Linked DNA regions of Homo sapiens: region 1 is linked to region 2. A link is an interaction called in ENCODE POLR2A ChIA-PET data of the cell type or tissue named here. Cell type or tissue: Caco-2. All regions are shown on one strand.

Region 1 (5,000 bases), 400 kb before region 2:
TAGTAGAAATGGGGTTTCGCCATCTTGGCCAGGCTGGTCCCAAACTCCTGACCTCAGTTGATCCACCCACTGTGGCTTCCCAAAGTGCTGGGATTACAGGCGCTGTGAGCCACTGCGTCTGGCCAAATTTTCTTTTTTTTCTTTTTTTAAAAATTTATTTATTTATTTATTTATTTTTATAGTATTTATTGATTATTCTTGGGTGTTTCTCGGAGAGGGGGATTTGGCAGGGTCATAGGACAATAGTGGAGGGAAGGTCAGCAGATAAACATGTGAACAAGGGTCTCTGGTTTTCCTAGGCAGAGGACCCTGGGGCCTTCCGCAGTGTTTGTGTCCCTGGGTACTTGAGATTAGGGAGTGGTGATGACTCTTAAGGAGCATGCTGCCTTCAAGCATCTGTTTAACAAAGCACATCTTGCACCGCCCTTAATCCATTTAACCCTGAGTGGACACAGCACATGTTTCAGAGAGCACGGGATTGGGGGTAAGGTTATAGATTAACAGCCTCCCAAGGCAGAAGAATTTTTCTTAGTACAGAACAAAATGGAGTCTCCTATGTCTACTTCTTTCTACACAGACACAGCAACAATCCCATCTCTCTTTCTTTTCCCCACATTTCCCCCTTTTCTATTCGACAAAACCGCCATCGTCATCATGGCCCGTTCTCAATGAGCTGTTGGGTATACCTCCCAGACGGGGTGGCGGCCGGGCAGAGGGGCTCCTCACTTCCCAGACGGGGCGGCTGCCGGGCGGAGGGGCTCCTCGCTTCCCAGACGGGGCGGCCGGGCAGAGATGCTCCTCACCTCCCAGACGGGGTGGCGGTCGGGCAGAGACGCTCCTCAGTTCCCAGACGGGGTGGCGGGGCAGAGGCGCTCCCCACATCTCAGACGATGGGCGGCCGGGCAGAGATGCTCCTCACTTCCTAGACGGGATGGCGGCCGGGAAGAGGCGCTCCTCACTTCCCAGACTGGGCGGCTGGGCAGAGGGGCTCCTCACATCCCAGACGATGGGTGGCCAGGCAGAGACGCTCCTCACTTCCCAGATGGAGTGGCGGCCAGGCAGAGGCTGCAATCTCGGCACTTTGGGAGGCCAAGGCAGGCGGCTGGGAGGTGGAGGTTGTAGCGAGCCGAGATCACGCCACTGCACTCCAGCCTGGGCAACATTGAGCACTGAGTGAGCGAGACTCCGTCTGCAATCTTGACACCTCGGGAGGCCGAGGCTGGCAGATCACTCGCGGTCAGGAGCTGGAAACCAGCCCGGCCAACACGGCGAAAACCCGTCTCCACCAAAAAGATACGAAAACCAGTCAGGCGTGGCGGCGCGCGCCTGCAATCCCAGGCACTCGGCAGGCTGAGGCAGGAGAATCAGGCAGGGAGGTTGCAGTGAGCCGAGATGGCGGCAGTCCAGTCCAGCCTCGGCTGGGCATCAGAGGGAGACTGTGGAAACGGGAGATGAGGGAGATGGAGACCGTAGAAAGGGGAGAGGGAGAGGGCCAAATTTTCTTATATTGGGTTATCACCATGGGTCTTTGAAACTTTGCATATGAGCTCCTCTTTGAAATATGGACTTTTCTGTTGCATACTGGTAAGTCACTTACGTTGAGTGACACATAAGTAGTTTCTGTCCGTTTATAATATTTTCTCTTTCTAAATGGAGTTGTGAATCCCACTTCTTTCTTTTTTAGTTTGACACAAAGAAATATTGTCTACAAAAGACAATACCAGACTGTGTGAGCAGAAATGGTATTGATCCAAACAGATATCTTTTGTGATGTTGCGGATTAGGGACCAAACTAAGTATCCATGGAACATCATATTTTTTCATTCCTGGGAGCAAGTAATCTTGTTACCTGTCCTTTCTTTCCTTTCTCCTCTGTCCTCTTTATTTATTAAAGAGACAAATCATGTTGTTTTAGTATTTGGGTTGTAGGTCATTGGGAAAATAAGGTTTTTGCATGTAGAATTAAATTTAATGGTTGGTGGTTAAGGACATGGACTTTGGATTCAGACCACTTGTATTTAAATCACAGCCCTACCACTGACTCTTCTGGTGATCTTTGACCAATCACCTCACACCCCTCTGCCTCAGTTTCCCCATATGAAAAATAAGATAGCACATGTAAAGTGATTAGAAAAGGTGTCTGACATAGAAAGTGTTCAATAAATTTTAGCTGTTATTTTTGACAGTTTTAAGGTATGTACTTGTTCTCTGTTGGGAACTTCAGAGATCATCTATTTGAAGCTTACCAGTTTTCCCTTTGTGGAAATTGAGACCCAGAAAAGAGAAATGACTTGTACAAGGTCATAGGTTGGTTTGAAACAAATTTTGTTTGTTTGTTCGTTTGAGACAGGGTCTCATTCGGCCACCCAGGCTGGAGTGCAGTGGCGTGATCTTGGCTCAGTGCAACCTCCATCTCCCCGGTTCAGGCAGTTCTCCTGCCTTAGCCTCCTGAGTAGCTGGGATTACAGGCGTGTGCCACCACATCCAGCTAACTTTTTAAATATTTTTAGTGGAGATGGGGTTTCACCATGTTGGCCAGTCTGGTCTCGAACTCCTGACCTCAAGTGGTCTGCCCGCCTCGGCCTCCCAAAGTGCTGGGATTTCAGGCATGAGTCACTTTGCCTGGCTGAAACAAATATTTTATCCAGGTACATATAAGAGTGTTCATTTTCCAGCTAATTTGTCAGCTTGGAGTTCTTGAAGAAAACAAAAACTGCTCTTTAGAAATTTCTACAAATGAGGAAACTTACGTATAAAATAAATTAGCAGTGCTTGGCTGTCATGTAGTAGATCTTCAGGAAGGAAGGAAGGAAGAGAAAGGTGGCACTTTGTCTATTCCTTGTTTACCATTTAGTGCCATGCTTCTGTGTTCACAGGTGTTCAGAAGCCTTGGAATGCACATAGTGTCTCTAGATTAGCTGAGTATGATAGAGTTGATGCCTGTTGTTTGCCTGACTGGTTTTATGGACCTTGTAGATCAGGGGTCAGCAAACTATATCTTGCAGGCCAGCTGCCTGTTTTTATAAATAAGGATTTATTGCAACACAGCCATACCCGTTCATTTACCTTTATCTGTGGTGGTTTTCTTGCTAGAGTGACAGAGATGAGTAGTTGAGACAGAGATTTTAATGGCCTTACAAGCCTAAAATATTTACTGTCTGGGCATTTAAGGTAAAGTTATTTCTCCGCTCCCCCCATGAAATCAGTACTTTTCTAGGTTTTAGTAAATTCAGAGGGCTGGAGTGTTTGAATGCCTGCTAGGTGGCAATATGTGGTTACACCTCCATAAGGGGCAGTTGTTAGAACATTGTACTTAGGTAGACTGGCTGTAGCTGTTGTCTTTTTGTTTTGTTTTAGGTTTTCTTAGCTGTGGTTCTTTGAGAAAGTCATTTGCCTTTTGTAGGCTTCATTTATTCAGTCTATAAAATGGTGATCTGGGACAGGTGTGGTGGCTCCCACCTGTATTCCCAGCACTTTGAGAAGAAGAGGCACGGGATCACTTGAGGCCAGGAGTTTGAGATCAGCTTGGGCAACATAACAAGATCGTGTCTCTACAAAAAAAAATAAATTTTTTTTTTTTAAATTAGCTGGGTGTGATAGCATGTGCTTGTAGTCCTAGCTACTCAGGAGGCTGAGGTAAGAGGATATGATTGCACCGCTGCACACCAGCCTGGGTGGGTGACAGAGAGACCCTGTCTCGAAAAAAAAAGAATGGTAATCTGTGTAGAGCTATATGTACCTGTAAGCAGAAGACTGGACTAGGTCAGGCCAAATAGAATCCAGAGAATCACTTGGCAGCCGTGGGACTGAGGACAATCAATTGTAATTCAGATAACTGACCTAGATTAGGGGTCAGAATATTACAGCCTGAGGGCCAAACCACCACCTTTTTTTGTAAATAAAGTCTTACTGGAATATAGTCGTGCACGTATGTTTACATGTTGTCTCTGGTTATTTTTGTCCTTAATAGCAGAGTTGAGTAGTTGACTGCATGTCCTGCAAAGCCTAAAATATTTACCCTGCTCCTTTTAGGAGAGTTTGCTGATCCTTGATCTAGATCAGTGGTTTTCAACCAAGGGTGATTTCTGTCCCCCAGGGGACATTGGGCAATGTCTGGAAACACTTTGGTTGTCACAGCTTCGGGCTGCTACTAGCATTTAGTGCACAGAAGCAAACGATGCTGCTACACATTCTATAATGCACAGGCATCGCCCGATAGTAAAGAATTTTCTGGCTCAAAATGTTGACAGTATTGGAGAATCCTGATTTAAACTAATGGTTCTCAAACTTTAGTTTGCATCAGAATAATTTGGAGGGCTTGTTAAACCACAGGTTGCTGGACCCCCACCTCAGAGTTTCTGACTCAGTGGGTCTGGTGTAGGGTCTGCAAATTTGCATGTTTTACCAGGTTTCCTGGTTATGCTGATGCTTCTGATCCAAGGACTACACTTGAGAATTGCTGAGCTAGATGACTTTTGAAATTCCGTCCATTCCTGTGATTCTTTGATTTTGTGATCTTAAGTACTGTTCCATTTCTGTGACTTAGCAAAACGTTTTATGACATGGTTTGGATGTTTGTCCCTTCCAAATCTTATATTGAAATGTGACCTCCAAAGTTGGAGGTGGGTCCTAGAGGTAGATATTGGATCATGGGGGTGGATCCCTCATAAATGGCTTAGCACCATCCCCTTGGTGATGAGTGAATTCTTGCTCAGTTAGTTCACGTGAGATCTGATTGTTTAAGAGTCTAGGGCCAAGTGTGGTGTCTCACACCTGTAATCTCAGCACTTTGGGAGGCCAAGGCCGGTGGATCACTTGAGGTCAGGAGTTTAAGACCAGCCTGGCCAACATGGTGAAACCCCATCTCTACTAAAAATACAGCTGGGTATGGTGGCGTGCACCTGTAGTCCCAGCTACTTGGGAGGCTGAGGCGTGAGAATCGCTTGAATCTGGGAGGCAGAGGTTGCAGTGAGCTGAAATCGCGTCACTGCACTCCAGCC
Region 2 (5,000 bases):
CAGGGTCCTGGTGTGTGTGTATGTGTGTGTGTGTCTCGCTCTGTCACCTGGGCTGGAATGCAGTGGCACGATCTTGACTCACTGCAGCCTCGACCACCTGGGCTCAAGTGATCCTCTCACTTCAGCCTCCTGACTGAAGTAGCTGGGACTACAGGCTCATGCCGCCATGCCCAGCTATTATTATTTTTTTTTTGTAGAGACAGGGGTTTCACCATGTTGCTCAGGCTGGTCTCCTGGGCTCATAGAAACCACAATTTTTCATTACAACTGTTTTCTCATTGTTTGTGCAGACAGACAGATGTCAATCATCATAGAATGTAGAGCAATTGAGAAGTAAGGCTCAGTCAGGCTGGAAATACGAAAAACAAGATGATATTAGACAAGTAGTATAACATTTCTAGATCTTTCTTTTTCATCTATGAAAAGAGAGTGACTCACCTATTTGACCTGAGACCTTTGTCTGTAATATTCTGACTTGGATACAGTTGTTTTCAGTAGAAAAATGTGAGGTAAGCAAGGGTTCATTTTTAAAATAAATTTTGGTGAGGTTTGATATATCAGATTATAACATAAGCATGCTACCCTTTCCAGTTTGTAATAATCTGATCAGAGTGATTTTAGTGGGGTGTAGTGAAGAAGACGACAGTAATTTTCTTCCTCTTTCGTTTTGTAACAAGGAATATCTGTTAAAAGTATATTAGTAGCTAAGAGCAAGACTATAGTACGGCTTTTTAAGAAGCCAAACTACATGATGACAACTACAACCATTAATTAAGTACCTACTTAATTAATTATAGTGCCAGACACTATATAAATGTGCTAATTTAAGACTCTCTCTCTCTCTCTCTCTCTCTCTATATATATATATATATATATATATATTTACCTCATTTAATCTTTTCCACAATTCTGCAGGGTAAATAGCAAGATCCCATTTCACATGTGAGGAAACTATTTGTGGCTCAGAGAGGTTCTGTGAGGTCATTGCAATGGCTATACCAGCTATAAATCCCAATGCTACCTGTGCTTTTCTACCACATAATGCTTTTTTTCCCATGATCTTGCCATGCTGAATGATTCAGCAACAAAAATGTACTAGATAATTATCTAGTGTGCAAAGTCCTGCAGGAGGTATAAGGGAAGTCCATGGACCTTTTGTTCAAGGAACAAATAAACGTGAAATTCACCCAGTCTTAGAGTTAGGGATTAGACGTGTCCTTAGCAGTACAACTTGCAGCCACCCAGGCCTTTTTTTCTATAACATGCTTAGCTGATGTTGCTCCAGCCTGTGCTTGAATATTGCCAAGACAGGGAAATGAAAGCTTCAAAAGATAGCTTTTTTTTTTAGCTGCTCTGAAAACTGGAAATGTCTTTACTACAATGCTTCTTCTATAGAGAGCTTCCTCAACTTTATCCTTTTTGGTTCTGGTTTTGCAGTTACCTGATATAAGCCTAACTTCTCTATAGCATTATAACCTTTTATCAATGTAACTCTAGTTCTCATTTTTCCTATTTTCCCTGCCTCTTCCTACCAAATATAATTAGTTCTTTTCACTGTTCTTCATATGATAGTGTGTCTAGACCCAGCCCCTTCTAAAGGTGCCGGGATCAAGCATAGTGCTCTAGAGGAGGTTTGTCTGGTGCTGTGCACAGTTCTATCTGAAATTTTATTGTGGGCTTCTGTTGAACTCAGGGAATCATCTAAAACCCCATTGTTTTCCAGCTTGAGTTGATGCTAAACCAGATTTCTGCCATTCTTTACTAATGCAGTTGATTGACAAGATCATTTGGGGTTCAGATTCTGTCTATTGACCTTCACAAGTTTTATCACCCACAAATGAGTCTTAAGTCCTTATCATCTCTACTCCTGTCATCATTCTTGATAATCCTCTCGGTTCCTAGACATGTTCTCCAGAAAATTTTTCTTCTTCTCTGTATTTACCACATTTAGATGGGGTCACTAATAGAAACTATATTGCCTCATATATTTTGATTTCAAACATCTGGCTCTGATCACCACTTCCTACCACTCCTATTTATTTGTTCAAGTATCACTGGTCTTAAAGATTTTTTTATCTCCTCATGCCTTCCAATCTATTGACCTTTCTCTCACCCCATCTACCCTTTCCTATATCCAGTTTTCATATTCCTCATCCTGTTTAGATTTTGAGGTTCATCGTTGTAATTTCCTTGTGATACTTTAAACTCTCTCTGTTACACTCATTTTGTTAGACCCGCCTGTTCACCTTCTGTATGCCTGTACCCTTGCAGTTGAACACAGCTAGAGAAAATCACACTGTCTTTTCTCTTCTCTTTTTTCTCTCTCTCTTTTAAATAAACACAAGCTTCAAATAAGCACACAATAATGCTGGGCAAGCCTACTGGGATTTGGGATTCTCTAGTTAGTTTTCTTTGCCTAACTGAGATATCTATTTCATACTACTCTTCATTCCCCAAATATATCATTCCCCTCTCTACCTCCCCTCCCAGCTGCCCCCACTAGTTGCTTGAGAATAAAAGAAGTTATCAGAAAGACAGAAATGAGCCCATTTTTCTATCCTGTCTATATATTCCTTCAGAAAGGTCTGATGAACCTTTCTAGAGAAGGCTTCACCATCATTCTTTTTCATAGCACTTTCATAGAACTTTCCATAATAAGCCATTACTTTTGCTTACTTTAACATTTATTTTCTATTTCTTCCAATGAATATAAGCTTTATAAGGATAAGAGTTATATCAATCTTTTCCACTTTTGTTTCCTATTAAAATGCTAAATAATTATTTGTTGATGTTATAAGAATTCAGAGCATCATGATGATTAAGAATATGAATGAGCTTTGGATTTATTCAGACCACGATTGGAATTCTAGCTATGCCACTAGGCCACCATAGTGACTGTGGTGGGTGAGTTGCTTAAACCCTCTAGCTGAAGTTTTTTTTTTTTTTTTTGGAAACAGAGTCTCACTCTGTTGCCCAGTCTGGAGTGCAGTGGCACAATCTCAGCTCACTGCAACCTCCACCTCCCGGGTTCAAGCTATTCTCCTGCCTCAACCTCCTGAGTAGCTGGGACTACAAACGCACACTACCATGCCTGGCTAGTTTTTTTGTATTTTTAGTAGAGACAGGGTTTCATCATGTTGGCCAGGCTGGTCTCGGACTCCTGACCTCAGGTGATCCGCCCGCCTTGGCAACTCAAAGTGCTGGGATTATGAGCATGAGCCACCGCACCTGGCCTGCAGTTTTCGTACCATGAAATGGAGATAAAACTACATTCATCAGAGAGTTATTAGAACTAAATGGGATGATTGATTTTAAAGTCTGGTACAGAGTAAGTGCTCAGTGCATTTATCTACATGTAAGTATTTTATTTGTCTCAGATATTTATGAAAATGTTAACAGGACAAAGCCAGCTAGTAAACTATTTGAGACTACTCTCAATTTGGTAGCATTCTACAGATTGAATTTCCTGATGACAAATGAATTGTCTACCTTAGCCTGTATTTCTGAATCTTATCTAAAGGATCTTTTGGAACACCTTATTATATGCCTTACTGAAATCCAGATAGTCAAAATTTATGGAATGCTGATGCATTCTTAGTCTAGGAAACTCACAGTTAGTTTTGGGAATAGTATGTTCTTAAGGGCCTATGCTGCCTGCCATTCATCGCTACTGTATTCTAATTGTTCATAAACCATCTTTCTAAGTGACTTTTTAAAGTTTTGTGGGTATTGTGAGCAAGTTTACTGGTCTGTACATTTTAAAATCATGGTATTTACATGTTTTTAGGGACACAGATTCCTCATGATAGTTACTTCATTATCATTAATTTTAGCTTTTTACTGTCTCATTCATTCTACCATCTATTCATTTCTTTATCCAAAAAAGTATTCATTAAGCTGTGTACCATATGTGTACCATATACTGTGTACTATATACCATTAAACTGTGTACCATATACTGTGCTTGAATTGGGAAAACATTCTTGCTCCTCTTATTTTCCCTCTGTATATATGTCTGGGTTTTTTTTCCATTTAGCATTTACAGTTTGCCTCCTTTAAAAAATTGACATAATAGCTATACGTAATCTCATAATCTCTGTACATACAATATAAAATAGGAAAATAAAAAATAAAATTGGATGAAAACCAATTAAAAGTAGCAAATAGATATGAATATTTATAAGCACCTGAGTTGAAGTTTAGCTGTAGAATTCCAGCAGATAAAGGAGAGAAAGGACATGTCATAGGCATATAATCATTTATTCATCTGTCCATTCCATATGTATCTATTGTATTTCTCTTATATGCCAGATCACACACCTGAGAGCATTTACATTTTACCATTTACAGTTCTCATTTTCTGACATATGGAATCATAATAGTTCTTCTCAAGATTTCCTGACACTGAAGTCAAGGGAGAGTTTTGTTGCATGATTTTATTTGAGAGTCCTTAGGAAAAGTAATAGACAATAAACTTCTACTGTTGTTTTGCAGAAGACAGATTATTTTAAATAGTTTTTTAAAATATAAATCCCCTGTAAAAGCAGAGGGCTTTGTATTTAATCTTTTTTTCAGTAATGATAATTCTTTAGGGAGTTTAGGTGATGTGGTCCTTAAATACTCCTTTATGATTACCTAACTCATAACAGGTATAAAGTTTAGAGGAAGAGCCTACACAGTCAACCTGTCTATTCAGCTCTTTGTGTTAAACATCAGCTGTCTGAATTGAGCTTAATAAGTGCTGGGTTACAATCAGCTCTTGCTTGAAAGCTTTGATGAGTGACTAAGATGCCAATATTCTGTTTTCCTGGTCACTTATCTGTTAAAGACTTTCCTCCTGTGGGTGAGATTGCAACTGAAGCACTCCCACTTTTTTTTTTTTTTTTTTTTTTTTTAAAGACGGAGTCTCACTCTGTCGCCCAGGCTGGAGTGCAGGGGCGCGATCTCGATTCACTGCAAGCTCTGCCTCCTGGGTTCACGCCATTCTCCTGCCTCAGCCT

Evidence for each region. ChIA-PET counts read pairs that join two places held together with the same protein. Peaks named below come from ENCODE experiments on the same cell type or tissue, not always from the same donor. Only the 100,000 strongest peaks of a DNase experiment are listed, where the experiment ranks them.
Region 1: POLR2A ChIA-PET joins it to region 2 with 6 read pairs; 2 of 35 experiments call an interaction of 5 or more read pairs at or near these places.

What each region holds. Positions count from the first base shown.
Region 1 is chr1:50,948,577-50,953,576 of GRCh38, reverse strand. The region is part of intron 1 of FAF1 (Fas associated factor 1); the gene reads left to right. Among named protein-coding and RNA genes, the nearest start is that of FAF1, 9.2 kb to the left of the region's middle. RefSeq lists an enhancer at 350-924. In Caco-2, no CTCF peak of the experiment used is centred here; a DNase peak (open chromatin) is centred at 2,956.
Region 2 is chr1:50,550,247-50,555,246 of GRCh38, reverse strand. The region is part of intron 13 of FAF1 (Fas associated factor 1); the gene reads left to right. Among named protein-coding and RNA genes, the nearest start is that of FAF1-AS1, 110 kb to the right of the region's middle. In Caco-2, no CTCF peak of the experiment used is centred here; no DNase peak of the experiment used is centred here.